Linked DNA regions of Homo sapiens: region 2 is linked to region 1. Evidence: chromatin contacts called from ENCODE Hi-C data. All regions are on one chromosome and are shown on one strand. The core of a region is the stretch at or near the end of the contact, and the rest is flanking DNA. Distances in the headings are between cores, read along the strand shown. Region 1 overlaps UVRAG (UV radiation resistance associated). Region 2 overlaps LRRC32 (leucine rich repeat containing 32).

Evidence for each region. A loop is a pair of places that touch in the nucleus more often than their neighbours do. Pooled maps may share reads with other maps.
Region 2: a pooled map shows a loop between it and region 1 (2.3-fold over the local background). The contact joins two enhancer-like sites. A Hi-C loop is called at or near these places in 5 of 37 single-sample maps with no recorded cell type and 7 of 50 pooled maps.

The regions. Positions count from the first base shown.
Region 1 is chr11:75,890,990-75,893,939 of GRCh38, forward strand. All of the region lies in intron 5 of UVRAG (UV radiation resistance associated), which reads left to right. Among named protein-coding and RNA genes, the nearest start is that of UVRAG, 77 kb to the left of the region's middle. Within about 2 kb of position 1,487, at least 4 of the 41 ENCODE cell types and tissues checked have a DNase peak (open chromatin) inside an H3K27ac peak, as active enhancers do.
Region 2 is chr11:76,665,010-76,667,959 of GRCh38, forward strand. LRRC32 (leucine rich repeat containing 32) reads right to left here. Exons shown (of 3, transcript NM_001128922.2): 2 at 862-949. The coding sequence starts at 945. Among named protein-coding and RNA genes, the nearest start is that of LRRC32, 4.3 kb to the right of the region's middle. RefSeq lists a silencer at 332-391 and enhancers at 1,254-1,303, 1,874-1,933. Within about 2 kb of position 1,547, at least 13 of the 41 ENCODE cell types and tissues checked have a DNase peak (open chromatin) inside an H3K27ac peak, as active enhancers do.

The sequences.
Region 1 (2,950 bases), core at 237-2,736:
CAAATAGGAGGACCAAAAATTGCCCATTGGATTTAGCAAAATGGAAGTTATTCAAGTGACTTCTTCAAAATTCAATTCAAACTCTGATAGACATTTTTCTTTCTTTATTTCAAAGCTCTCCTCTTCTAAGTTCCTATATCAACATACTATGTATACCTTTGACATAGGATATACCACTTTGCAACTAGGCTTGTCTTTCTTCCTTTCTAGCCTGTAAGCTTTTGAAGGACAGATTTCTATAAATAATATTGAATTCCCAGCACCTGCCACAGTTTTTGGGGTATGCAGTTTGCTTAGTAAAAGTGTTTGTGATTTAATGAAATAATTATGGGATTGCTACTGCTGCTGTTCATAATATCTCATGTACAGGGTTAGCTGTTCTAATACTGTTGCAACATTAAGTTCCTCCTGCAACTGGTATAACTCACCTTTTAGGACAATATCTGGCACATATAATAATAATATTAATAGCTAAAATGTATTGAGCATTACTGTATATCAAACACTGTAAGAGCTTCACATCTATTATTGTATTTAATACCCCAAGAACCTTATAGCCAAATCCTCAGAGCTGTTGAGATTTTGAGTAAGCCAATAACTAATACTCCTTTCTTCTCCTGAGTTTGGAGCAAGTTCAGATATAGGTGATAGTCTGTAATCCCAGTGGATTTTGGGAGGCTGAGCTGGGAGGATCAGCAGTTCGAGAGCTCAGCAGTTCGAGACCAGTCTGGGCAACGTAGCAAGACCTTGTCTGTACTAAAATTCAAACAAAAAATTAGCCAGGTGTGGTGACACGTGTCTGTAGTCCCACCAACTTGAGGGGCTGAGGCGGGAGGATTGCTTGAGACCAGGAGGTTGATGGTGCAGTGAACCCTGATGGCGCCACTTCACTGGGCAATGGACGAGACCCTGTCTCAGGGAGGGGAAAGAAAAAAAAAGGATAGGTGATAGATAAATGTAGATCAGAACATTGGCTTTATTACTAATAAAACTGATGGACAAATGTGATTTAAATTATGTGACTAAAAGAGTTTGCTGTGACTAAAAGGGCTTGTCGATTCCTTCTATATACTTCCTCTTGGACTGAACCTCCCCCACAAAATAACAAAACAAGTGAAACCAAGGTCTTCCTCTTATAGGAACAAAGCCTGAGCCTCCAAGCCAGAAGCAAAGTTTGTATGCGTGGTTAGACAGGTTGTTTCTGATTGGAGAGAACCTGGAAAGAATTAAGCCAGTCACACACAGGTCCATCTCTGAAGCCCAGCCATCAGATCAGTCATCTGCTGGTCCTGGAGAGGAGTGAGTGGAGGACACAGAGAAACTGCAGATGCTCCTTTCATGACCTTTTCTCCTGAGAAATGGAGTGGGGCATTTGTCTCCTGTGTGGGAACATGGGAATGCAGAGTAAGTGTTTCCCTCTAACGGGAATAATAGCTAGTATTTAGTGAGCACTTCTATGCTGGCACTATTCTAAACACTTTACACATTTTACCTTATTTAAACCTCACACTTGGCCTTTCATAGAAGAGGAAGTTGGCACAGAGAACTTAAGTAACTTTCCCCAAATTACGCAGCTCCCTGAGTAGCAGAGCTGCGATTCAAAAGCAGATGGTCAGTACATGCTTATTGAATATATGATCGTAATTAGTGGTGTACTTTCCCCTATTGTCCTTCAGTTAGTGAGCTTTGTTAATTGGATAAGTTCAGCAGATCTTGCCCCCTTTACCAGCTTTCAAATGAACACCTGACATGTAGACTGAACCTTAAAAAACCTTGTCTTTTTTAACAAAGCCGCAAGCAGAGTTTCCAGTCAAGATGACATTGTAAGTGTACACTTTGAGACCTTCCTCAGCACCAAGCAAGAAGCAAGGATTGATGAAATCGGAGAAATGTAAAAGAAATATTCCTGGCCGGGTGCTGTGACTCACGCCTGTAATCTCAGCACTTTGGGAGGCCGAGGCAGGTGGATCACAAGGTCAGGCATTCAAGACCAGCCTAGCCAACGTGGCGAAACCCCATCTCTACTAAAAACACAAAAATTAGCCAGGCATAGTGGCGGGTGCCTGTAATCCCAGCTACTCTGAGGCTGAGGCAGGAGAACTGCTTGAACCCAGGAGGTGGAGGTTGCAGTGAGCCGAGATCGCACCACTGCACCCCAGCCTGGAGGCCAGAGCAAGACTCCGTCTCAAAAAAAAAAAGAAAAAAAGAAGAATTATTCCTTCCTAAAACAAACAAGAAACCAAGGCAATAAACATCTCCCAAACAGAAGTGGAATAGAAACACAAAGAAGTGGGAAGAAGCAGAAGACTTGGGCCTTCTGGCCACTCTGCCCAGAAGTAGGCAGAAAGATGGGCTCTTCAGGGTAAAATGAGCACTAAATGAGCACGAAAAGCTGAGTGGGGCTCTCCCTATTAAAAAAAGGGCCGAGAAAAGACAGCTTAGAGAAACTGCAGAACTTTAAGAATAATCCTAAAAGGGGAAATTTGAAAAGCTACCAGCGAGAAAGGAAATATTACTCACAAATTAGGCTGACAGCAGACTTCTCATCAGCAGCAGTAGATGCCAGAAGAAATAGGTCTTCAATGCGCTGTTAATTATTAATTGTTTCTAGTAAACTTTCAGTCAAGAGTGAGGGTAATTTGAGACCAGCTAGGGTAACATAATGAAATACTATCTCTACCAAAAAAAAAAAAAAAAAAAAAAAAAAATTAGCCAGGCATGGTACATGGCTGTAGTCCAAGCTACTTGGGAGGCTGAGGTGGGAGGATTGTTTGAGCCAGGAATTTGAGGCTGCAGTGAGCTGTGATCGCACCATTGCACTCTAGCCTATGTGACAGAAAAAAAAAAAAAGCGAGGGTGAGAGAGCATTTTATTGATTGAGACAGAGTCTCACTCTGTTGCCCAGTCCCACCTCTGAGTAGCAGGGATTATAGGTGTGAACCACTGCACC
Region 2 (2,950 bases), core at 297-2,796, 770 kb after region 1:
GAGGGGCTTCCGGAGGCCCTGCCCTTTCCCCAGCCAGGCTCTGGCCTCAGTGACTGCCCGGCCTTACAAGTGGATCTAGGTGTTCTCTTTGCCCTGTATCTCATAGAGTCACAAGAACTTTAGGGCTAGTTTCCCTGGCTTGGGACAGGAAAAAGGAATAGAAGCAAATCAAACTTGGTCCTTGCCCTAGGGAAGTTCATGGTCTGGCAGGTGAGACAGGCTTGGACCCTTTCACCAACCACCCCACATGTTCAGTCTTCTCAGTATTGAGATAGGGGGAAGCCTGGGGACCGCAGGAACCCAGAGGAAGGTGTGATCAGACTAGGCCAGCCTGGGAGGGGCTGGGGAGGCTTCCTGGAGATGGCAGCATTTGATCTGGGCACTAAGAAGTGAGAGGCACTCCAGCGGGCAGTCCCAAGTCAAGGAGCCCAGCTTGGAAGGGGATTTGTCTCCAAGAGGGATGAGCACAGAGGAGCCCCTCCCAGCTGGCCTACCCCAAATTCCCCACACATATATATATATTCTAGATCCCCTAGCTGGGCCTACTGCTCTGTGGGGACAGCTTGGGGGAATACAGTGTAATATCAGCCTCACTGTTCCCAGCTGAATGACCTTGGACAAGGCCCAATCTCTCCAAGCCTCAGTCTCCTCCTTTGCAAAATGAGAATAATGGTGCTTACCTGGCAGGACTGTGGGTAAATAAGGTGTTTAAACATTCTAGTAGGTGCTCATTAAATGCAAGGTACATTCCCTTTCCTCTCCTGACTCTTCTAACTTCTGGCTTCTGGGGCTGGGGCACTAGCACACCCTAGGGCAGGGAGGTGGGGGTGGTCCTCACCCTGTCTGGGCAGAGCATCTTACCATCTTACAGGGCACTTTGTCTTGGTGTTGTGCAGCCAGGCCTAGGGTCAGCAGGGCCAGGAGCAGCAGGATCTGGGGTCTCATGGCTCTGTGTAAGGCGGAGAGGAAAGGGGAACACTGTAAGCCCACTGGCTCCTTCCCACTGCCAGCCCCCACTCCCACCCATTCTGTGCCTGCCCTCAGGGAACCCCAGAGCACGGCTGGAGCTGGAATAAAGATGCTTTGAGCAGGGCAGAGAGCCAGGTGGGAAATGGGCCTGCAGCCCATCATAGTAGGCCTCTCACCCAGGCCAAGGAGCCGCCCATTACCCAGGGGAAGCAAGAGTTTTAAGCGGCAGGTGACTTGGTCAGACGGGGGTTTTCAAGAGACCCCACCTGGCGGAAGACAGCCTGGAGGGGATGCACAGAAGGCTGACAGACCCTAAGGGTTACCCTAGGCCATGCTCAGGGCCAGGGACTGGGGGCATGGAGATGTAGAGGGGGTTTGGAGGGTGGGCCTCTGACTACATTTCCACCCAGGCCACACAAGTCCTCCGTACCAGCTCTTCAGTCCCCACATGCAATTCCTCGTTTTCTGCCCACTCCCCCACCTTTATTTTGCCCTTTTCCTTTTGATTCTCTGATTCTCGAGCCCTTGCCATTGTTCAAGGGCTGGGCCCGGGCCTTGGCAGGAAGTCCCACAGGAGGCCTGGCTGCCCCGGCACTGCTCTGCGGACTTCCCCAGGAGCAGCCTGGCAGGCCCTGTACTTTCACTGAAGCCACACTCCGGCCTCCTGGGCCAGCCCTTCCCTCTAAGAGCAGCCAGGGGTGGGGCTAAGGGGACCGCACAGGCCCTTAGCAGGGTTAAATCCCAGTGCTGCTGGAGGCTCACTCACTCCCTCACTAAGGACATCAGCCAAGTGCTAGGGATGTACAAATCCACCCATGAATTTCATTCATTCATTCACACCTTTACTGAATACCTCCTCATGTCTGGCTCTGTGCTGGGAACTGGGAACTCAAAAAACAAATGAACACGAAAAAGAAGTGACAGTGACGGTGATACAGACAGAGAGTCTTAAAGAGGGACACAGAAAGCCTTCCAAGAGCACCAGGCGCACAGTCACCCACATCTGACTGCTCCCTCTTGTCTCCTCTACCTTTCTGCTGTGTGATCTTACAAGTCGCTTCACCTCTCTGAGCCTCAGTCTCCTCATTTGAGGTTAATGGCAGCCATGCCAAGTTTTTGTTGAGAATCAAACGAGATGCCACCTACAGAGCCTCCATTATGCAGTAGGCCCTCTCCTCAGCACTTTCTAGGCATGAACTCATTCCATCCTCACAAAAATTCAATGACTTGGTTCCATCATCATTTTACAGAAGGGAAAAAGAAGTCTCAGAGAGCTTAGGTACTATGCCCGAGGTCACACGGTGAACAAGCCACCGGCCCAGGTGAGTCTGGCTCCTGGGTCTGTGCCCTTCAAATCCACACTCCCAGGCCTCCCACAGTGGGTGCTCCCTCAGTGAGTGCTGAACCGCGATTCTGAAGGATGCTGCAGGAGAAAAGGCATTCACAGGGCATTTGAGGGCAGTGTCTTTGACTGTTGGAACCCGCTAGTGATGAGCTATGGACGAAGATGGCTGCTCTGAATCCCATCTCTCTTGAAGGCGCACAGACCACAGCCGGACCCGGTAAACCCTATTCCCTGGCTCCCCTCAGGGCCACAGGCGCTGCCCCTGCAGCTGCTCTGCTCTCACCTGCATTACAGGTTGTGCTTTCACAGGAAACTTTGTTCTGCTGTTTAAAAAGCAGAACGCCACCGCCCGTTAGAAAGTTAGCATATTCAGAACTGAGTGAAAACCCCTCCGGCAGGGCCTTCCAGGCCACTGGGGAGCATGCCCTGCCTGGCCAGCTCTGCTCTCCAGCCTGCTTCCCCGGTGTCCCCTCTCACATTCTGGGTTCTGGACACCTCATATTTCCTTCAGTTCCCTGAGCAGATTTTCACTGCCCCAAACCTTCACTTTCTCCCCTCTCCTCTTCTGCTAAAGACCTCCTCATCCTTGGGGTCCCAGCTTAGATGGGCCAAGAGGCCTTCTTTGGTTCCCCAAGT